2 separate regions of the Homo sapiens genome follow, and region 2 is linked to region 1. The links are chromatin loops, found by intact Hi-C in ENCODE. Cell type or tissue: CD4-positive, alpha-beta T cell. All regions are shown on one strand. Links, peaks and the distances in the headings refer to the core of each region. The heading gives the core; the rest is flanking DNA.

Evidence for each region. Hi-C counts contacts between places; a loop is a spot of excess contacts. Peaks named below come from ENCODE experiments on the same cell type or tissue, not always from the same donor. Only the 100,000 strongest peaks of a DNase experiment are listed, where the experiment ranks them.
Region 2: a loop joins it to region 1, with 5 times the contacts of the local background. A loop is called at or near these places in 2 of 110 quality-filtered maps.

What each region holds. Positions count from the first base shown.
Region 1 is chr16:58,246,658-58,261,224 of GRCh38, forward strand. It overlaps CFAP263 (cilia and flagella associated protein 263), which reads left to right and starts at 3,279. Exons shown (of 9, transcript NM_014157.4): 1 at 3,279-3,458; 2 at 6,070-6,196; 3 at 7,341-7,502; 4 at 11,711-11,866; 5 at 13,197-13,277. The coding sequence starts at 3,358. It overlaps LOC105371293 (a long non-coding RNA gene), which reads right to left and starts at 3,202. Exons shown (of 4, transcript XR_933630.2): 1 at 3,010-3,202; 2 at 2,436-2,747. RefSeq lists silencers at 3,110-3,589, 11,216-11,365. In CD4-positive, alpha-beta T cell, for the core only: no CTCF peak of the experiment used is centred there; a DNase peak (open chromatin) is centred at 3,264; H3K4me3 peaks cover 1,054 bases.
Region 2 is chr16:57,979,626-57,988,015 of GRCh38, forward strand. It overlaps SPMIP8 (sperm microtubule inner protein 8), which reads left to right. Exons shown (of 8, transcript NM_199456.3): 3 at 4,678-4,739; 4 at 5,011-5,185; 5 at 5,581-5,642; 6 at 5,857-5,921; 7 at 6,284-6,316; 8 at 7,771-8,390. The coding sequence ends at 7,801. Among named protein-coding and RNA genes, the nearest start is that of SPMIP8, 7.3 kb to the left of the region's middle. RefSeq lists an enhancer at 5,585-5,734. In CD4-positive, alpha-beta T cell, for the core only: no CTCF peak of the experiment used is centred there; a DNase peak (open chromatin) is centred at 5,386; H3K4me3 peaks cover 1,698 bases; H3K27ac peaks cover 1,072 bases.

The DNA of each region.
Region 1 (14,567 bases), core at 1-8,000:
GGGGCGACAGAGCGAGACTCCATCTCAAAAAAAAAAAAAAGAAGTGGTTAAGATGGTAAATTTTACAGGCCGGGTGCGGTGGCTCACACCTCTAATCCCAGCACTTTGGGAGGCCAAGGCGGGTGGATCACGAGGTCAAGAGTTTGAGAACAGCCTGACCAACATGGTGAAACCCCGTCTCTACTAAAAATACAAAAAATTACTCAGGCATGGTGGCAGGTGCCTGTAATCCCAACTACTCGGGAGGCTCGGGCAGGAGAATCGCTTGAACCCAGGAGGTGGAGGTTGCAGTGAGCTGAGATCACACCATTGCCCTCCAGCCTGGGCGACAAGAGTGAGAATCCATCTAAAAAAAAAAGATGGTAAATTTTATGTTATTATTTTTTTCTTTTTCTTTTCACCTGCCTCAGCCTCCCAACGTGCTAGGATTTAGAGGTGTGAGCCACTGCGCCCGGCCATGTTATGTATTTTTTAACCACAATTTTTAAAACATGTAAAGCAGCTTGACCAGCAAGGTGATCCAAACAATATTTTTGTTTGGCAAATGCAAACTTTAGTTCATACATGTAATATGTTACCAAATTAGAATAATATCTTTAAGATTGAAATTTATTCTTTGTGTTGGTTTGAGTCCTCCAAACCAAGATAAAATTAGACATGAAGAGATCTCTTTCTTGGGGAAATCGTCTGTGATGGACAAAGGAGAGGAAGCTGGAGTAGACAAGGACAGCCTCCCACTGTGATGACATCTGGGAGAGGACGGAGTGAGGGCCAGGGAGCAGGCATCCCAGATCAAAGCACGGCGCTAACAAAGTTCCAGCCAGCCTGATCGGGAGTCTTTGAGTCCATGATGCCAATTAGGCCAGGTACAGTGGCTAATGCCTGTGATCCCAACACTTTGAGAGGCTAAGGCAGGAGGAGCGCTGAAGGGTAGAGTTCCAGACTAACATGGGCAACATAGCGAGACCCCCATTTCTACAGAAAAACAAAAAACAAAAAACAAAACAAAACAAAAAACAGAGAGAGAAAGAAAAAAAAAAATTAGCCAGGCATGGTGGCATGCATCTGTAGTCCCAGCAACTCTGGAAGGTGAGGTAGGAAGATTGATTGAGCCCAGGAATTCAAGGCTGCATTGATCTATGATCGTGCCACTGCACCGCACTCCAGCCTGGGCAGCAGAGTGTGATCCTGTCTCAAAAAAGTAAAAATAAACTCTCCCTTCCAAAAAAAAAAAAGAACAGAGTTTCCAATTAGATGTGTCCCCTGGGGCCATTTCTCTCTCCACACAAAATAGATGACCAGCCACACCACCACTCACAACTCTGCCAGTTGGGAAGCTTTCCCTCTCTACTGTCTTTCACTACCTTTCGTGAAGTGGTTGTAATGCAGCCACTGTCCATTTTTGGCTTCCAAGCCAGCCCATCTGTAAACTGAGCTCAAGCCTTTGCCTTCTCTTCCAGGTGGTCATGAACTCCCCAAGCCCCTGCAAATATAGTGATAAATTTGAGCTGGGGGAGGGATCCTGGTGCAAATGTGGTGGGTGCCATGTTGGTCTGGGCTACCTGCTCATGCAGCTTACTCATGCTTTCTGGTCCTGCTGGAGCCCAATGCTGGATTAACCATTTCCATTTGCAATGGACTGAGGCTGGGCCTGTCCTGCTTAATAACTCAGCTGGTAGAGGGCAGGACTGGATGCATGGTCACTTGGTACCCCATATATCCAGCGTTCTGTCTCTACCAGGGTATAGTAACAGGCCAGGAGTTATTTCTCAAAAGACACGTAATTCTCTGCTGTGGATTGTATGGTCTTGTTTCAGAATCCTGGGTCCTTTATTGTGATTCTCCTGCTGGGTCTTGCTTTAAGATTCCTGCTGCATCTTTTTTCACCACTGACACCCCCAATGCCATAGAGTCTGTTGTATCACACAGCCCAGTTGGCAGGGCTGTTTGCATCATAGCCTCGAATTGCTACAGAGCCCATTCTTGCTCTGGGTTCACTTGGAGCTGGCATCTATTTATGTCACCTGGGGATAGCATCCATTTGTGTCACCTTGTATATGGACATATTAAGTATTGCTAAATGTGGTCTGCATTGTCCCTAGAACCTAAAGAGGCCTACCACCAGAGAGAAGGTGGTAGGGCTCCAGCTCTCTGCTGTCATCTCCAGTGATTCTATTCTGGCCCCAACCTTGTGCACCCTGAGCAGCAAAACAAAAACCCTCCCTCAGATCCAGGGAGTGCCTGTCAATGCTAATGCATGCCCCTTGCAGGGGAAGGGGGCTGACCCGCTCCCCAAGCACTTCATCACAGCTTGCTTTCTAAGCACATCCAGAGTTCACCCTCCCTAGGAGAAGTCTCCCCGTCCTGCCCTCTGTCCTCTTTCATCCCCATGGGGAGCAGAGAGAGAGCTCCTGTGTTGCCTCCCTGATCCTTACCATGTCCCACATCAGCGTAGAAGTTAACAGCATGGACTTTGGGTTCCACCGGAGCTTGATTCCATTCTTGAGTGGAATGGAACCTAAGCTACTCCATTCCTTGGTTTTCTGATCTGTAAGATGACGGCAATAATACCAACTGTACCAGATTGTTTTGAGGATTTAAGGAGATGACTACGATGCACAGTGTGACGCATGATGTTGCTGTCATCACCCCAGGTTCCAGCGGCTTGTTTAGAGGCTGTTTCACTCATTTAATTGGAAGCTCCTTGAAGATCAGAATGGTCTTTTCCAGACATTCCCCCTAGGATACTAAGGACACAGTAGATATTCAGTAACTATTTAGGGATGTCTCTTGAATGTATACCCATTTTTATCAGCCACGTTTTTTTCCTTCCAGAAATGCAGGATGTTAATATCTGAGAGGAGCTGCTGTTAGCATGTAGGAAGCACCAGGTGGTGAACAGAGCAGGGGCCTCCCAGTGGGACAGGGGAAGAAGGACACTATGATAAATCGTGTTAATTTTCTAGGCCCCAGTTTCCTTATTGGGAGAATGGAGAGATTGATAGATACCATTACAAGGTTGTGGCGAAGGTTTTCATAAACTATGCTTAACACGCTGCCAAGGACACAGTAAGGGCTGAGAAACAGCAGCTGCTATTATTACTATCAATTTAAGAGTTATTGTTAAAGAAGTGAAACTGAACGCGCTTAGGTGTGCGCTCAAAGCCAGCAACCTGGCTGGGTCCGCACGGAGACAGGCGGGGCAGCGCGGGGAGGGGCCACCGGAAGCCCCACCCCTTTCCTCGCGTCCGGTCGCCCGGGCAACGCGCCACCGCGTCGCAGCCGGAGTGACGCGTGGCCGCCGGCACCCGGAGCTCCTGGGCACACGGCATTGGCAGGGGCCGCTTCGGCAGAGTGATGACTGATGATGAGTCCGAGAGCGTCCTCTCCGACTCCCATGAAGGGTCGGAGCTGGAGCTGCCTGTTATCCAGCTGTGCGGGCTGGTGGAGGAGCTCAGGTACCGCCGCCCGCGCCTGGGGGCCGCCCCTCTTCCTCCTAGGCCCTCCTCTCCGGGCGGCCTCGGACTTGGGGACCAGCATGGAGAAGATCCAAGCCCTCACTGAGCACTGGGGAGACTTTTCCTCTTTACTCCTTACTCCACCACCACTGAGCCAACAAGCTGTTGGTGGAGCTAGAACGGGGTGGTAGGGCGAGGGGATGGGGCCGGTGGTGAGAAGCCCAGAGGGTAATTGGGGAAGTGAGGGTTTCAGCCGGAGGAGTCTCTCTCATGCCAGACGGTGTGCTTAGCCGATCCACAATTCTACAGCAGCAATTTGGACCAGGTGACTTCTAAGCCCTTTTCTGATGCTAAGATTCTATGATAAGGCTGGGCGCGGTGGCTCACGCCTGTAATCTCAGCACTTTAGGAGGCCGAGGCGGACGGATCGCTTGAGGTCAGGAGTTCGAGACCAGCCTGGCCAACATGGTGAAACCCCGTATCTACTAAAGATACAAAAATTAGCCAGGCGTGGTGGCGCGTGCCTGTAATCCCATCTACTCTGGAGGCTGAGGCAGGAGAATCACTTGAACTTGGGAGGCGGAGGTTGCAGTGAGCCGAGATTGTGCCACTGCACCCCAGCCTGGGCAACAGAGAGGGACTAAGTCTCAAAAAAAAAAAAAAAAAAAATTATATGATAAAACTAACACGGCAGCAGAATAGAAAGCAAGCTATTGAGATGGTTTTAGTATGAGGCAATGTGTGCCTGAACCTGGATATAAGCATGGAGATGGACAGTAAAGAATGGCCCGATAGTCTGCGTTTATTTTGTTTTATTTTATTTTGCAGTCTGCTTTATATATTCTACTATAGCAAGTAAATTGGATATAAAGATTCCATGATGTAGTTAAGATTAGTTGTACAACTTACTGGTCTTGCACAGAATATCCTAGCTCTAGCAGCTGAATAGATGTTACTTCTATACATCTACAAATACTTTAGGTCAGAACTGAGGTATTATTACTAACAGCTCTCATTTTTGAGTGTTTCTATGTACCATGCATTTACATATATGATCTTATATGATGACACTGCAACCCTAGGAAGTGGGTAAGGAAACAAAGACGCAGAGGTGAAGTCACTTCCCTAAGTTCACACAGTCAGTGGTAGTGCTGGGATTCAAACTCAGGTGTGACTCCACAGACTACATACACCTGGAGCATGCTCTATGCTGAAAAAGCAAGCTACTTTGATAGATTGTGTTTTCCATTCAGCTTTTTCCACTAGTTTGTTTTGTTTTGTTTTGTTTTTGATACGGAATCTCACTCGCTCTGTCGCCCAGGCTGAAGTACAATGGCATGATCTCGGCTCACTGCAACCTCTGCTTCCCAGGTTCAAGTGATTCTCCTGCCTCAGACCCCTGAATAGCTGGGATTACAGGCACCTGCCACCACACCCAGCTAATTCTTGTACTTTTAGTAGAGATGGGGTTTCACAATGTTGATCAGGCTGGTCTCGAACTCCTGACCTCAGGTGATCCACCTGCCTCGGCTTCCCAAAGTGCTGGGATTACAGGTGTGAGCCACCACACCTGGCCCCACTAGTCTTAAAATTCAGCCAAACAGGAATTATTAAAAGTAATAGCAAAAACTGCAATTACTTTTGTACCAACCTAATAGATTAATAACACATGAAAACATCAAAGCTGTTCTCTCTCTCATATACATATACATACATATGTGTGTGTAACACACACACACATACACACGTATGAGAAGTTAAGAAGTTAAAAAGGTTATAACCTTGGCATATACAGGATAAACTAGGTATGTTATCTCTTCCTCTGTTCAAAGTTTTCCAGAGTTTATGATAAACTTCTGGTTGATACTTTTCATCTATTGGGTACTGAAAATAAAAGAACTGAAAAACAAACCAAAGGAAACATCTGAAGATTGTGGGTGTGTTTAACTTCAAGAATATAGTAATTCAGGTTGGGCACAGTGGCTATTATTGCCTATAATCTCAGCACTTTGGGAAACCAAGGTGGGAGGATCACTTTAGGCCAGGAGTTCATGGCCAGCCTTGACAACATAGCAAGATACCACCTCTACAAAAAAAATTATAAATTAGCCAGGCATGGCATTGTGCACCTGCAGTCCTAGCTACTTGGGAGGCTGAGGCAGGAGGATTGCTTGATCCCAGGAGTTCCAGGTTACAGTGAGTGCAACAGAGTAAGACCCTGTCTCTTAAACAAATAAAATATATATATGTATATATATAATATATAGTAATTCAGAAATAATCTCCCACATGGGTTCAATGATACTTGAAGATGAAACCTATGAGAATTTTCAATGTAATACTAGTGTTCTGAATTTTGTGGCTCATTAAACATATTAATAAAAATATCAAATATATAGCACTTACTATGTGTCAGGCACTGTGCCAGAGGCTTTGTCTTCCTTATTGGAACCCTAAAAGTTAAGTGCTATTCTTAATACCCATTTTATAGGTGAGGAAACTAAGGCACCAAGGGGCTAACGGGTTTTGCAGGTCTACTAGTTATTAAACACTAGTTATTTGAGGTTTAAACTCTTATTACTAGAACTTACTCAGGTACCCTGTCTTGCAGCTATGTAAACTCTGCTCTCAAAACTGAGACTGAGATGTTTGAGAAATATTACGCTAAACTGGAGCCCAGGGATCAGCGACCTCCACGATTATCAGAAATTAAAATATCAGCAGCAGATTATGCACAGGTACACAATGGAGATCTAGATCATTCTTTTATTGTTTGTCACCTTAAATGCAAGTGGTATTTGTTTATCTGCCTTTGGTGCGCCCTCTGTGGCCAATTGACCATGGGACCTTCTCCCTGTTTTACTTTTGATTTTTCTTTGCCCTCTAGGGTTTCTCTTTCAAGTGACTGTGAAAGAAACTGGGTTCAGTTAATAGTGGATTGACTCTCCCAGCATATCTTAGTTTACTTGAAAGAATTCCCTTTGGCTAGGTGCAGTGGCTTAGGCCTGTCCCAGTGCTTTGGGAGGCTAAGGTGGGAGGATCACATGAGACCAGGAGTTCGAGACCTTCCTGGGCAATATTGCAAGACCCCATCTTTACAAAAGAAAATTCTTAAATTAGCCAGATGTGGTGATATGCACCTGTAGTTTTAGCTACTTGGGAGGCTGAGGTGGGAGGATTGCTTGAGCCCAGGAGTTTGAGGCTGCAGTGAGCTATGATCACACTGCTACACTCCAGCCTGGGCAACAGAGCAAGACTCTGTCTCAAAAAAATTAAAAAAAAAAAAGAATTCATTTAAATTGAGGGACTCAACTGTTTACAAGGCCCAGCCAGCCACCTAAATGAGGAAAGTGGGCCTAGCACAGGCCCTTGTCTCAAAGGGGTTATCTGTATAGGCTTATCCTTTGAGGGCCAAGCAAACCCATATGTACCCTGGACCACCCGCTTCTGACCTTTGCCTTAAATGCATAGAAAGTCCAAGATGTTTGTTTGTCTGTTTTGCTGAACACAGTCCCCCACGGATGCAGTTTCTTTCCTGTGTTCAGCTCAGGAAGTACCTCTGAGCTTTCCCCTGTCTTTGACTTGAATGCTAGTCTATAGCAGGTTCACAGCCTTTCCACCTTCAAGACGTTTACCCTTATTTATTTTCACTTCATTGTCAAACATAGGCCTTTGAAGTATTTAGTGCAGGGGCTTAGGATGACTTGAGAAATAAATGTCAGCTCAGGCCTAATATCCAGCATCCTTTTACCATGAATTTGTTCTCCCTGGCTGTCACTCTGGGGAACTTCTAGCAGGTCAGAGGATCATTCTGATGCCTATCTTGGGCTGGTTCATTACCAATTCCTCTTTGACAATGGCTTTGTTTCTCTTGGGTTGCAGTTTCGAGGCAGGCGTAGATCCAAATCCCGGACAGGTATGGACCGTGGGGTAGGCCTGACTGCCGACCAAAAACTTGAGCTGGTACAAAAAGAGGTTGCGGACATGAAGGATGACTTACGACACACAAGGGCAAATGCGGAACGCGACCTGCAGCATCACGAGGTACACCTTCCTGCCAGCGCAGCCTGTCCTGCCCAGGCTCCCCACCTCTACCCCACTGAGAGGTATCTAGAGTGGGTTCATGTGATTGTTGGGGCTTTGGAAGAAACACAGGTAGGATGAAGCGAATCCAGGGCCTATCTTCAAGGAACTTACCACCTGCTTGTGGGGACAACACATTTTTGAACATTTTTTTAATGGGAAATTTCAAAAATACACGAATGTAGAGAGGCTAGCACAACAAACCCCTATGTATTCAACACCTGGGTGGAATGATCATCAACATATGGCCTCTTTTGGTTGATCAACTTTCCCTTCATCTGGCTGGGTTACTAGGAAGTGAATCCTAGTGAATCTCTGTACATATTTCAGTATATATCTTTAATATATGAATTCTTTTAGAAGATATAACCATGATAACCCTAAATGCTCTTAAAATTTTACAGTAATTTCTTTTTTTTTTTTTGAGGTGGAGTCTCGCTCTGTTACCCAGGCTGGAGTGCAGTGGCGTGATCTCAGCTCACTGCAAGCTCCGCCTCCCGGGTTCACACCATTCTCCTGCCTCAGCCTCCCTAGTAGCTGGTACTGCAGGCGCCCGCCACCACACCCGGCTAATTTTTTTTGTATTTTTAGTAGACACGAGGTTTTCACCGTATTAGCCAATGGTCTCGATCTCCTGACCTCATGATCCGCCTGCCTCGGCCTCCCAAAGTGCTGGGATTACAGGCATGAGCCACTGCGCCGGGCCTACAATAATTTCTTCATAATACAAGGGGTTTGAGGTTTAAGTCAGTATATTAGGGTTCTTGAGAGGGACAGAACCAAGAGTATACATGTATATATGAAAGGGAGTTAATTAGGGAGAATTGGCTCACGTGATTACAAGGCAAAGTCCCACGCAATCGATCGGCTGTCTGCAGGCTGTGAAAAGAGAGAAGCCGGTAGTGGCTCAGTCCAAGTCTGAAAGCTTCAAAACCAGGGAAGCCAATGGTGCAGCCTTCGGTCCGTGGCCGAAGGCCCTAGAGCCCCCAGGAAGCTGCTGGTACAAGTCCGAGGGTCTAAAGGCAAAGAACCTGGAGTCTGATGTCCGAGGGCAGGAGGAGCAGAAGCAATTGTCGGGCATGGGAAGAAGAGGGAGAGCCAGAAGACTCAGTACACAAGCTTCTTCCACCTGCTTTGCTCTAGCTGCTCTGGCAGCCAATTGGATGGTGCCCACCCACACTGAGGGTGGATCTTCCCCCCGCCCAGTCCACTGACTCAAATATCATTCTCTTCTGGCAACACCCTCACAGTCACACCCAGAAACAATACTTTACCAGCCATCTAGGCATCCCTGAATCCAGTCAAGTTGACACCTAATATTAACCATCACAGTCAGTGAATTGAGTAAAAAGTCCCTAGGTCAGCATTTCTTTCTTTTTTTTTTTTTTTGGGATGGAGTCTTGCTCAGTTGCCCAGGCTGGAGTGCAGTGGTGCGATCCCAGCTCCGCCTCCCAGGTTCACACCATTCTCCTGCCTCAGCCTCCCGAGTAGCTGGGACTACAGGCTCCTGCCGCCACCACACCCAGCTAATTTTTTTTGTATTTTTAGTAGAGACGGGGTTTCACCATGTTAGCCAGGATGGTCTCGATCTCCTGACCTTGTGATCCACTCGCCTCAGCCTCCCAAAGTGCTGGGATTACAGGCGTGAGCCATCGCGCCCGGCCCCTAGGTCAGCATTTCTATACGGCACACGTGCCCATGGTTTGTGCCCTGTTACAGAACAATATAGTAGTGTCTCTTAGTGAGTCCAATACAGTCAGTTTCCTCCAGAGAAGAAACATCACTGTTAATTCGGTTGCCCACAGGATGACGTTGTTGGCTTGCATTTGAGAGCCATGTTGTATGAAAAGTAGATACTTCTGTTCTATTTCTAAAGTTTTCTATTTTTCTGTTTCTAAATGTGGGCATTCGCAGAATCACACTCGTCTCAAGAGGGACCAGTCAGTAGACTCATGTCTCCCATTGATGCAACCGTCTGTATCACATCAACTGATCCTGCTCTCCCACCCCTCCTCTCTCTCTTTCTAAACATGCATTGTTGAATTCTAGCAAGTTAAAGGAGCTTGGGATGTGGTAGCATTATCCTGACCCGCTAGGTTGTGCAATGTGAGCATCAAGTGCAGAGATCAGAGATCAGTATGGGCTAGAGTGGTCAAAAAGAATTTGTTGAGGAGGTAGGGCTTAAAAGAGACTTGGCATGATCTTGAAGAATGATGGCATCTGTTTAAAGCACAGGGAAAGAAGGGCACCCCAGGTAAGGAGAATGACATGGGCAAGGCAGTGGAGGTGGGCACAAGCATGACATTGAGGAGGCCGGTGTGATTAGAGAAGACGCTACTTTGGAGGCTGCTTTAGGAAGTCAGGTTGAGTAAGGCAATGATTTCTTGACAGCCATGCCAAGGAGTTTATCTTTGATGTCTTAGAAAGCTGGACCCCACTGAGGATACTTGAGTAGGAGAGCAATGTGTTGAAAGTAGCATTTCAGGTGGGTTGATGTTCTACCATGTGGAGATGATGGGGCTGGAGCCTGAGGCCGGCCAGTGAAAATGCTTTTGCCTCTTGGTGTTCAGAAAAAAAGTCTGAACTAGGATGATTTGCAGTCTGGCTAGAGATACCATTCCATTTTATTTTTTATAGTAATATGTGTGTGTGTGTGTTCTTATTTCAAGGCAATCTATGTTGTAGAATGTTGAAAAATACAGTTAAGCTAAAAGAACATTTGAAAACATTCACAATTTACCACTCAGAGGTAATTTCTGTTGACTTTCCATTTACCTCCTACAGTTTAGATAATTTTCTATGCATATATGAATTTCTTTTTTTTTTTTTTTTTTTTTGAGACGGAGTCTCGCTCTGTCGCCCAGGCTGGAGTGCAGTGGCGGGATCTCGGCTCACTGCAAGCTCTGCCTCCCGGGTTCACGCCATTCTCCTGCCTCAGCCTCCCAAGTAGCTGGGACTACAGGCGCCCGCCACTACGCCCGGCTAATTTTTTGTATTTTTAGTAGAGACGGGGTTTCACCGTTTTAGCCGGGATGGTCTCGATCTCCTGACCTCGTGATCCGCCCGCCTCGGCCTCCCAAAGTGCTGGGATTACAGGCGTGAGCCACCGCGCCCAGCCTGCATATATGAATTTCTTCCAAAAATAGTATCATGTTATTTTGTAAACTGTATTTTTCACTTAACAACATCTCTTTACGTCAATACATATTTTCATTTTATAACATCTTTTTTTTTATTTTTAAGAGATGGGGCCTCACTGCGTTGCTCAGGCTGGAGTGCAGTGGCTATTCGCGGTCGCAATCATAGCACACTACAGCCTCGAACTTCTGGCCTCCAACAATCCTCTTGCCTCAGCCTCCTGAGCAGCTGGGACTACAGGCACCATACCTGACTTTATAATATCTTCTTTATTTTTTTTTCCATTTTTCCCCCCAATACTCAGGCTTGGAAATATAAAGTCTTTTTTTTTTTTTAATAACAGAAATATAATAAGAGTGCCTATTTATTTCCCCACTAATCCATCTCTCTAGATGTAACTGTCATTCATGTTTTGATGTATATCCTTCCAGATATTTTTAATGGATAAATAATTTCAAATATGGAAATACATATTTAGATAGATAGCTTGGCCAGGCGCGGTGGCTCATGCCTGTAGTCCCAGCACTTTGGGAGGCCGAGGTGGGCGGATCACCTGAGGTCAGGAGTTCAAGACCAGCTGGGCCAACTTGGTGAAACCCCTTCTCTACTAAAAATACACAAATTAGCCAGGCGTGGTGGCAGGTGCCTGTAGTCCCAGCTACTCAGGAGGCTGAGGCAGGAGAATTGCTCGAACCGAGGAGGCGGAGGTTGCAATGAGGTGAGATTGTATCACTGCACTCCAGCCTGGGCAATAGAGCGAGACTCTGTCTCAAAAAAAAAAAAAAAAAAAAGATAGATACCTGACACCTGTTTTTGTTTGCTCTCTTTTTATGGATTCTATTTTTTTGAAGAATGCTTTTAACTAATAACATTGATATAGTCAAGTTTGTATCTTAAGGATATGTTCCTAAGACTAAGAAGAAACATAATATTTTGGGACACAAAGAGGCCTGGGAACTTAGGTTTTCTTAGAAGACACATCCTTGAAGATTGCTGGAAACGTTCTTCTCTCTTTGTGCTGACTCCCCCAGGCGATCATTGAGGAGGCTGAAATTCGATGGAGTGAAGTTTCGAGAGAAGTGCATGAGTTTGAAAAAGATATTCTAAAAGCCATATCCAAGAAGAAAGGGAGTATTTTGGCCACTCAGAAAGTGATGAAATACATTGAGGACATGAACCGCCGGAGGGTAAGTTGGCAGACAGAGCTTAGAAAGGGAAAAAACATTCTTACAGGGATGTTATGGAAATCATCCATGTGAAGCAGCCTAGCTCCCTTTGGTCCACCATAAATGTTGCCCACATATGCGGATTTTCTTTGCATCCCTGAAAGTGTATGTGTATATGCATGTTTTAAAATGTATGTTTATGGCTAGGTGCAGTGGCTCATGCCTGTAATCCCAGCACTTTGGGAGGCTGAGGCGGGTGGATCATCTGAGCTGGAGGACCAGCCTGGCCAACATGGTGAAACCCCATCTCTACTAAAAATACAAAAATTAGCTGGGCGAGGTGTTTGTGCCTGTAATCCCAGCTGCTCGGGAGGCTGAGGCAGGAGAATCGCTTGAGCCTGGGAGGCGGAGATTGCGGTGAGCCAAGATCATGCCACTGCACTCCAGCCTGGGCAGCAGAGCAAGACTCCGTCTCAGAAAAAATAAATAAATAAATAAATAAATAAATAAATAAATAAATAAATAAATGCGTGTTTATCAAGGCTAACACCAGCCAGGCAGGAGGTATACTAACAGTACCTCAGATTGATCTCTGTTTTTTGTTTTGTTATTTGTTTCAAGATCTGATATATTTTCTTGAGAAAGGTATGAGACTGGTCTGGTCCAGCCTATCTAGAGAGGTGACTGTGGAGTAGGACAGGTAAATCTCTTTTTCAAAATTTTAAAAAAACCTTTAAAAAAATTGTTATAGAGATGAGGTCTCACTGTGTTGCCCAGGCTGGTCTTGAACTCTTGGGCTCCAACAGTCCACCCACCTTGGCCTCCCAAAGTGCTGGGATTACTGGGTGAATCTCAAGCTCTTTGAGATCCTTTGTTATCAGGAGATGGACCTTGGGCTGTTATGAGAAAAAAGGAGAATTTGGGGGGTAACCTTCATTTCCAGAGATTTTTACAACACGTCAAGCTTTAGATCCTGGAGACAAGGTAGGGTTATTACTAATCCTAATATGTTAACAGTAATAAAAATTATGTAAACTACCGTGGGAATACAAGACCAAAAAATCGTAAGATCATTTTGTCAGGAAAGGCCCCTACAGTAGCATACACCCAAATAATCTTGAATTTGAAAGCAATATAAAATTTGCATGGTGCAAAACCAGTGTCCTCTGCTTCTTGGTCATGAAATGTCATACCAGCCCCAGCTTGAGTAGAAGTAAAAGGACCTAAAATAAGTGACAGAATGTTAGGGCTCAAGGTTTGGTTTGCAGCCCCAGAACCATCCACTTTTCAAACCAATGGGAAAAAGGAGAGAAATGGATTAAATGCATTAAAATATGCCTTTATGTTTTAGGATAATATGAAGGAGAAATTACGTTTGAAAAATGTTTCTCTCAAAGTTCAGAGGAAAAAAATGCTTTTACAATTGAGGCAGGTATGTGGTCCTTTTTCTCTCTCTCTCTGTTTCTTTTTAAGGTTACTGTGGTAGGCTGAATAAGGTTCCCACCCCCACCCCAAAATATCCATATCCTAAACCCTGGAATCTGTGAATACATTAACTTACATGGCAAAAAGGATTTTGCAGATGTGATTAATTTAGGATCTTGAGATGGGGAGATGGTCTTGAATTACCTGGGTGGGCCCTATATAATCTCCCTCCTTATCAGTGGGAAGCAGGAGGGTGGGAGAAGCTATGATAACAGAAGCAGAGATCAGAGTGATGAGCTTTCATGAGAGGGAGAAGGGGTCAGGAGTCAAGGACTGCAGACAGCCTCTAGAAGCTGGAAATGACAAGGAAACAGAGTCTCCCCTAGAGCCTTGGGAAGAAATGCAGCCCTGCTGAGATCCTGATTTGAGCCTCCCAACCCATTTCAGACTCCTGACCTCCAGAACTGTAAGATAATAAATTTGCATTAAAACCACGAGGTTTGTGGTGATTTGTTACAGGAGCAACAGGAAACTCATATGATGACTGTGCAGGCAAATCAGAGGTTTTCTGTAGACAGAGTTGGCGTGAATTTAAAAGACCCTCAAGACATACTTGTTGGCCCTTTCTGGGAATATGGCCTGGTGGCACAGTTATATGTGCTTTGGTGTGTCTAGCATCGCCATCAGCTGACCCTAATGGCTCCTGATGAAAGGCAGTAAGGCAAACATGGTTCCATCCTTTCCTAGCTCAATATTTTTATTATTAACTTGAATTTGGGCACTGGTAGCATGCTCATCAAAGGGGGCTACTGACAAGGACACAAAACTGGGCAGGAGAATTAACATGTTGGGGGACTATTGCTTGAGTCACTCGGGATCCAGAAAGACCTCACCAAGCTGGGACAGATTTAACAGCATGAAGTGATGAAGGACAAATGTAACACCCTGCACTTTTGATCCCCCAAAATATCTGTTCAGGTACAGGATGGCTTAGCTGTAGAGTACCTGATAAAGTCAGCTCAGGTGGTGGTGATGCTATGGCCTAGGCTGCGTTCATAGAAACACAGTGCCCAGACCAAGGAAGGGGTAGCCTTTCTCTACTCTGTCTGAGCGGCCCCTACCTGGAGTGTCATGTCACAAGGTGAGCCCCACCCTTGAAATAATTGGTAAACTAGAGTTCACATCGGAGAGCAAGCCAGATGTCAGGAATAGAAACCATATCCAAGAGCCTGGGACTGATGTGCCCAAGGAGAGAGGGTCCAGGAGGGCCACAGCCACTGTCTCCAAGTGCTCAGGG
Region 2 (8,390 bases), core at 391-8,390, 270 kb before region 1:
GCTCACTCCCACTGCCCCCGCATACAGGTAACCACCCCCCCACCACATTCTTAGTTTCTGATGTCTCTCCCTGGTTTACTAATGGGAATATAAACACATGTTATTTTGCTCCCCAACTTTTTATTACTGTTAACTGAAAACCCAGAAATTTGTAAATTTAGGCAGGGTACGGTGGCTCACACCCACAATCTCAGCACTTTGGGAGGCCAAGGCAGGCAGATCACGTGAGGTCAGAAGTTCGAGACCAGCCTGGCCAACATGGTGAAACCCCATCTTCACTAAAAATACAAAAATTAGCCGGGCGGGGTGGCGGGTGCCTGTAATCCCAGCTCCCAGGCTGAGGCAGGAGAATCACCTGAACCCGGGAGGCGGAGGTTGCGATGAGCCGAGATGGAGCCACTGCACTCCAGCCTGGGTGACAGAGCGAGACTCCATCTTCAAAAAATAAAAATAAATGTATAAGTTTAGAAAAGGAGACTTTATTTCTTACAAGGGGTTATAGCTGCCAGGTGGCCATCCCACAGGCTGGAAAGTGTGCCTCCAGCTTAAGCCCAAAGATAGGCATGTCAAAGGAGGAGGGGTTGGGTAAGAGCTTTATGTTCAAAGGGTTGGCTAAACATACATATTCAATAGTTTATAGGAGGAGCTATGAATATTCATGAAGATAGTACTGACATGGGCATATTGAACAAACATGCATGTAACATACAACCCATGTTCGCTTTGAGGTGGAGACTTAACCTTTAAATGTATTACAATTAGTCCCTATACGTCAAAAGTTCTTTTCAGGACGCGAAGCCCAGCAAGTGAGCAGCCTCTGTATGCTGGGCAGGACCAGTCCATGGTTGGTGGTCTTCTTACCTGGAGAAAGTTACTGAAATCAGCCTCTTATGCAATCAAAGGCATAGCTGTGGCTGGTGGATCAGGGGGTCAGTTCATCAGCATCTGTGAGCTGTATGAGTTGTAATTGTTTTAATATTGCTTATCTCAAGTCCAGGGCTAGAGAAAAAGAAAAACCTCATGGCAATTAAAACATAGCTTATTTATTTTTGTGTTTTGCTTTTCGTTTTGTTTTGTTTTGTTTTTTTAGACAGAGTTTCTCTCCATCACCCAGGCTAGAGTGCAATGTCAAAAACATGGCTCTTTACAGCCTCGACCTCCCAGGTTCAGGTGATCCTGCCACTTCAGCCTCCTGAGTAGCTGGGACTACAGGCACACACCACTATGCCAGGCTATTTTTGTTGCTGTTGTTGTTGTTTGTTTGTTTTGTGTGGAGACAGGGTTACACTATGTTGCCAGGGCTGGTCTCCAACTTCTGGGCTCAAGTGATCCTCCAGCTTCAGCCTCCCGAAGTGTTGGAATTACAGGCGTGAGCTACCACGACCAGCCTGTAGTTTATTCTTTAAGTGTAGGGGTGCGTGACTTAACCCTTGCCTGGCATGGCCTTAGGTCCTGTTAATAATCTGGTATCTTGGCCGGGCGTGGCGGTTCACGCCTGTAATTCTAGCACTTTGGGGGGCCAAGGCAAGTGGATCGCCTGAGGTCAGGAGTTCAAAACCAGCCTGACCAATATGGTAAAACCCTGTCTCTACTAAAAATACAAAAATTAGCCAGGTGTGGTAGTGTGTGCTTGTAATCCCAGCTACTGGGAGACTGAGACAGGAGAATTGCTTGAACCCAGGAGGCGGAGGTTGCAGTGAGCCGAGATCGCGCCATTGCACTCCAGCCTGGGCAACAGAGTGACACTCCGTCTCAATAATAATAATAATTATTATTATTATAATAATAATTATTATTATTATTATTATAATTTGGTATCTTATTGCCACAAAGAGTCTGTTCTCTTAGTCTTGTAATCTCTCTCTCTCTCTTTCTCTTTTTTTTTTTTTTTTTTTTTTTTTTTTGAGACAGAGTCTCACTCTGTCACCCAGGCTGGAGTGCAGTGGCGCTATCTCGGCTCACTGCAACTTCCGCCTCCCCGGTTCAAGTGATTCTCCTGCCTCAGCCTCCTGAGTAGCTAGCTGGGACTACAGGCGTGTGCCACTACGCCCAGCTGATTTTTGTATTTTTAGTAGACATGGGGTTTCACCATGTTGGCCAGGCTGGTCTCAAAATCCTGACCTCAAGTGATTGGCCTCCAAAACCACTGGGATTACAGGCGTAGCCACCGCACCTGGCCTTGTGATTGCTAGTTTAACATTAATGCTGGTCATTTATTGTGTCTAAACCGCAAAAAGGCAGGGGTGGAATGAAGCATGTCTGACCTCCTGTCCCATTATGGCTGGGAACTCAGTTTTTCAAGGTTTTGGGGGATCCCCTTAGCCAAGAGGGGGGTCCGCTCAGTCAATACATTGCGGAGACCTCAGGATTTTATTTTTAGTTTACATGATAAACATTTTCAAATGGAGAAAAGTTGAAAGAATACTACTATGAGTACCCACCACCTTCCTCCTGCTTCAGTTGATTTTTGCCATATTTTTGCTTCTCTCGCCCTCTCTCTTACATTCTTGGACACCCTTTAGCAAGCAGCTCCCAATGACAAAAACATCCTTCTACATGACACAATACCATTATCACACCTAGGAAAGCTAACAATACTTCTACAACATCTAATATCCAGACCATATTAAAATCTCCCCAATTGCCCTCAAAGATGTCTTTTCTGGCTTTAAAATGATTTTTTGGAACAAGAATTCAATCTAGGATTACGTATTTCAGTTACTTGTTATGTCTTTTGTCTTAGTCTAAAACAGTCCACCCAGTTTCCATTGCCCACCATCATACTGACTTTTTAAAGTCTCTAACAGTTGTGTTGTAGACAGTCCCATATGGTGAATTTGAGCCACTGTTTCTTCATGGTGTTTCTTATCTTGTTAATCTATTTTCTGTAAACCAGCAGCTAGGTGTAGAGATCTGAATCACCAGGTTAAACACTGCTGGCCAGAATCTTTCACAGGCGACAGATGCCGTGTTTGCCATAATGCTGCAGCAGGAGGCACAGAATTTCATTATCACATTATTTGTGATGCTAAGTTTGATTATTTGGTTAAGGTGATGACCTGAATATATATTCTCTGTTTCCAACAGTCTATGTTTAGTCTACCATTTTAAAGCAAACAGTAGGCCGGGCGCAGTGGCTCACGCCTGTAATCCCAGCACTTTGGGAGGCTGAGGTGGACAGATCACTTGAGGTCAGGAGTTCAAGACCAGCCTGGCCAACATGGTGAAACCCCATCTCTACTAAAAATACAAAAATTAGCCAGGCATGGTAGCACGCACCTGTAATCCCAGCTACTCGGGAGGCTGAGGCGTGAGAATCGCTTGAACCTGGGTGGCGGAGGTTGCAGTGAGCCGAGACCGCGCCACTGTACTCCAGCCTGGGCGACAGAGCGAGACTCTGTCTCAAAAAAAAATTTTTTTTAAAGCAAATGGTAGCATATTGTATATACCCATCTGCACCTTGGAGTTCTTGTATAGAGAAATTCCTCAACTTGTTAATTTATTTATTAAAAACAAGGTCTCGCTATGCCACCCAGGCTGGAGGGCAGTGGCATGATCACAGCTCACTTGCAGCCTTAAACTCCTGGGCTCAAGCAATCCTCCTGCCTCAGCTTCCTGAGTAGCTGAGACTACAGGCTCGAGCCACCATACCTGGCATTTTTTGTTTTGCTTGATTTCTAGGCACTCTTTCAATATTAAGGAATATTAATTAATATTAATATCTGTAAAATAAGTGGAAATATTTTTTCCATTTGTTTTTTGACATTTGTTTTTGCCATGTAGAAGTTTATTTTTATGTATTTAACTTATCAATCTTTTCTTTAAAGCTTCTGGATTTTTAATTAAAATTATTAAGGCCTTTCCCATCCCAAGATTATAAAAGAATTTGCCCATGTTCACTTTTTACATTGGAATCTTTGGAGTTTTATTCTGTTGCAAAGGTAAGATGTGAATACTATTTTATCTTAGATTTTTTTTAAGTTGTCAAATTAAAAAAAAATTTTTTAAGAGAGTCTCGCTCTGTTGCCCATGCTGGAGTGCAGTGGCGCAATCTCAGCTCACTGCAACCTCCACCTCCTGGATTCCAGTGATCCTCGTGCCTTAGCCTCCCTAGTAGCTGGGACTACAGTCGCGTGCCACCACACTCAACTAATTTTTCGTATTTTTGGTAGAGATAGGGTTTCACCTTGTTGCCCAGGCTGGTCTCGAACTCCTGAGCTCAAGTGATCCACCCGCTTTGGCCTCCCAAAGTGCTGGGATTACAAGTGTGAGCTACCGTGCCCAGCCTTTTTTTTCTTTTTTTGAGACACGATCTTGCTCTGTCACCCAGGTGGAAGTGCAGTGGCATGATCACTGAAGCTTCGACCTCCTGGACTCAAGTGATCCTTCTGCCTTAGCCTCCCGAGTACCCGGGATTACAGGTGCTCGCCACCATGCCTGGCTAATTTTTGCATTTTTAGTAGAGATGGTCTTTCACCATGTTGGCCAGTCTGGTCTGGAACTCCTGACCTTAAGTGATCCACCCGCCTCGGCCTCCTGAAGTGCTGGGATTACAGGTGTGAGCCATCGTGCCCGGCCTCAAAAAATTTTTAAAGTACAGTGTGGGCCAAAGTTCTCCTATGACCTCTGACCACTGGTGAAGGAGACACCTCTTCTCCCTTTCTCTTGTTTCAACAGATGAATTTGACAACGCCCATTTTACACTCCTTGGGGTCCCCAACAAACCCCTGCAGTGTTTGGTGAGTGTCCTTTGCCCTGCCCTTGGGTTTGCTAAGGGGCACCAGCCCCAAGCACCTCTGGTCCTGGGATCTACACCCCGCGCACCTTCTCAGGTGCCTGCTTGGGACTCCCGCTCCCCACATCACCCCATCCGGGTTCACGACTTCGGGCGCCCCCTCGGTCCAATGCACCGGGCCACTTGTCAACTGAGGCCTTTGGGATGGACTGGGATGGCTTCCCTAGGCTCCTGCGGCTACGGCCGCGCGGGCCTGACCCCCGTGGCCCTGTCAGGACATCACCGCCACAGGCCAGAAGCTTCGCAACAGGTACCACGAGGGAAAGCTGGCGCCCATCGCGCCAGGCATCAACCGAGTGGACTGGCCCTGCTTCACGCGCGCCATCGAGGACTGGTCCCACTTCGTGTCCTCGGCCGGGGAGTTCAAGCTGCCTTGCCTGAGGAAGCGAGGTCAGTCTACGGGCCGCTGAAGGAACTGCCGGGCAGGTGGGCCGCGGGGCTGGAGCAGGGAACGTGGACTGCGGACGGGAACGCAGGCGGCGGGCCAGGCAGAAACAGGGCGGGGCCGCTGAGATGAAGCTGTGGCACTTGCGGTGGGTGGAGCCGAGACGTGCGCGCGGATCTGGAGGCAGGACTGCCCTTGGGGAGGGGGCGGAGCCAGGCGGAGCCTTCGGGCCGGGGGCTTTGCCCTGGTGGGGCAGCGGAGGCGGGACCTGTTCTCCGTACACGTGTGGGTGGGGCTGGATTGTGGGCGGGGCTGGATTGTGGGCGGGGCTTAGATGAGGAGGCGGGGCTTGTCCTGGGGGGGGGCGGATGAGCGCTCGAGAGGGGCTTTCTGTTCGCAGCGGAGGGTCTCAGCGGCTACGCGGTGCGGTACTTGAAGCCCGACGTGACCCAGACCTGGCGGGTAGGGAGCGCTGCGCGCAGACCCGTCCCTGAGCGGGGAGCGGGGGTCCTGGTGGGGAGCGGCTTAAGCCGGGGGTTGAGGGGGGAGGAGACCCAGAGCAGGGCCTCCCAGTCTTCAGGACCACGGTCTCTAGCAGGAAGCCCTGTGTGGGGCGTGGGCAGGGCGTCCGTGCTCCCCCGACTCACCGCGCCCCTATCCCTGCTGCCCGCCTCAGTACTGCCTCAGCCAGAACCCCAGCCTGGACCGCTACGGACAGAAGCCCCTGCCTTTCGACTCCCTGTAAGTGACGCCACGCGCCCGGGGACCCCATATCTGGAGGAGGGAGGATGAGGTCTGGGCCGCTTTCCTAGCGCACAGGCAATGCCCCTTGAAAACGTGAGAACTGGGAAAAATTGGCTCCAATACACCAGAAACAAATTGCAATTTCAAATGAATACATGTGTAATTCCTACTAAACGGAGCACCTTGCCCTCCCTGACAACTCCACCCTTGCGGAGTGGAGGCGTTCGCATTGGGTGAAGGCGCCCTGGAACCCTTCAGGAGGGATGGCGGGGAGAGGGGGTGGCTCCCGAGGTCGAGTGAGGCGCCCAGAGAGGGTCGCCCCTTCCCATCTCGTGCTCACCCGCCCCGTTCTTTCCCAGGAACACTTTCCGAAGCTTCGGCTCCAGCTACAGGTAGGGGAACGGTCCTGTCCCGCCCCACAGCCAACCACGTTCTCATCCGACTGCTGGGGACAGCCTCGGGGCTCCCTGACTCTGAAACCCCCCTGCCCCAGCGAGGCCTGGCGAGGAGGAGGGGCCCTCCTGGGAGGGCGCGAGCTGCTTCGCTCTGGAGAGATCCGCCCCTGGCAAATGTGCAGCCCACTGGGGTGGGGGTGGACGCGGGAGGGGGTCCACATCCCACCAGGTTTGACTGGAGGAGGCCAAAAGGATAGGGCGAGGATGTTAACTAGAAGGAGAGAAAACAGACAAATAAGAAACACAAGGGAGAGAGCCGAGAATCTGCCTTTTAGGGTGCGGAGAGGCCCTAAGGGAGGGGGCTAAGTGGTCTTCCCGGCAGGGTCGCCCCACAAGTAAAGAGATAAGATAAGAACAAGAGTTCTTATCTCCAAGATAAGCACCTCTTGCAAGAGGTTGCAGGATACTCAAACATTTTCATAACTAAGCCATCTCTCACCCTCCCGGCCCCACTTTGTACACTCCAGCCAGACTAGACTCCCCCGAAACCCAGCAGACCAAGCACTCTTCACACCTTTGCCTGTGCTGTTTCAGCGCCTAGATGGCCCTTCCTCCTCTGCCTGGAAAACTCCTTCGTGCCATTATTATTATTATTATTATTATTATTGAGACGGAGTCTCACTCTGTCGCCCAGGCTAGAGTGCAATGGCCTGATCTCAGCTCACTGCAACCTCCGCCTCCCGGGTTCAAGCAATTCTCCTGCCTCAGCTTTCTGAGTAGCTGGGATTACAGGTGCGCATGACCAAGCTTGGCTAATTTTTGTATTTTTAGTAGAGATGAGGTTTCACCATGATGGTCAGGCTGGTCTCGAACTCCTGACCTTATGATCCACCCACCTCAGCCTCCCAAAGTATTGGGATTACAGGCGTGAGCTACAGTGCCCGGCCTCCTTCATGCTCTTCAAAGCCCAGCCCAGATGTGCCATCCTCCTTGAAGTCTTCCCCCACCCTCTGCCTCTCCCCACCGGCTCACACTCCCTCCCATTGGTCACTACCTTTGTGTCCCTGAGTATCGAGTGCAATACTCAGACTATTGCACTGTCATTATTGACAGAAACCAGCCTTCCCGTCTCCCACACGGGGAAACGTTTCTGGGTTTTGCTACCATATGATGCCTAACAGAGTAGGTTCACTAAATGATTGAAAAATGGGTGAAGCTGTTCATAGTTAGGTATCAATGGGAGAGAAGGATGAGGCACAGTCAAAGGAGGGAGGTTAGCTTGAAAGCTAAGGAGGACAGCTGAAAATACAGAAAACAGGGAGCCACTGAAGTCTCCTGAGCCACATAGAGGCTGGCTGGAAGCTGTGTTTTCAGATCCTAGAGGGGAAAAGCCTGATTTTTCCCCTAGGACACCCTGGAAACCCCCACCTCACCCCTACTTCTCTCCACAGTCGTGTCAACTACCTGACCCCCTGGCATTAATCTCTGGAAAGGAGGCTGACTCCCAGGCTGCCGGACGGTGCCACCTCAGGTCCCCTGGCCAGACAGAGGACTTATGGTGGCACCAGCCATCTCCCCAGGAGTTCAGCCTAACTAGAAATAAACCTAATGCTCCCTTAGAGACACACGCAATTGTCTCTGTCTGTGTGTGTTGCACAGCCTGGGAGAGGGTCAGGGCCACAGGATGACAGTATCTTACCCTTGCCCGTCCCCGGCCAACTCCTGGAGGACTGGTGGGGGGTTGGAGAAAAATGTCTGGTGACCTGGTTTGAGAGTCAGGGTGTAAGCCGCAAGGTCCAGCCAGAATTGAGATCCAAGAGCAAGAGATGTGCTCCAGCCCCTTGCCTGCAGCCCCACACCCAAGCCCCCTCCATTTCAGATCCTGAATTTGAGCCCTAAGAAGAAAGGGAGAGGGCTAGAAAGCTATTTTTAGGTGCCTTTTTGAAGCTCTTGTCATACTGGTGTGCTCTGGGGGGCTTCCCTGTGCCTGGGGTCCCCCTGAAGGTGTGGGAGCAGGCTGGGGCAAGGGGAGCTGGCCAGGCCTATGGCCTTGATTCCTGTGACGCAACAG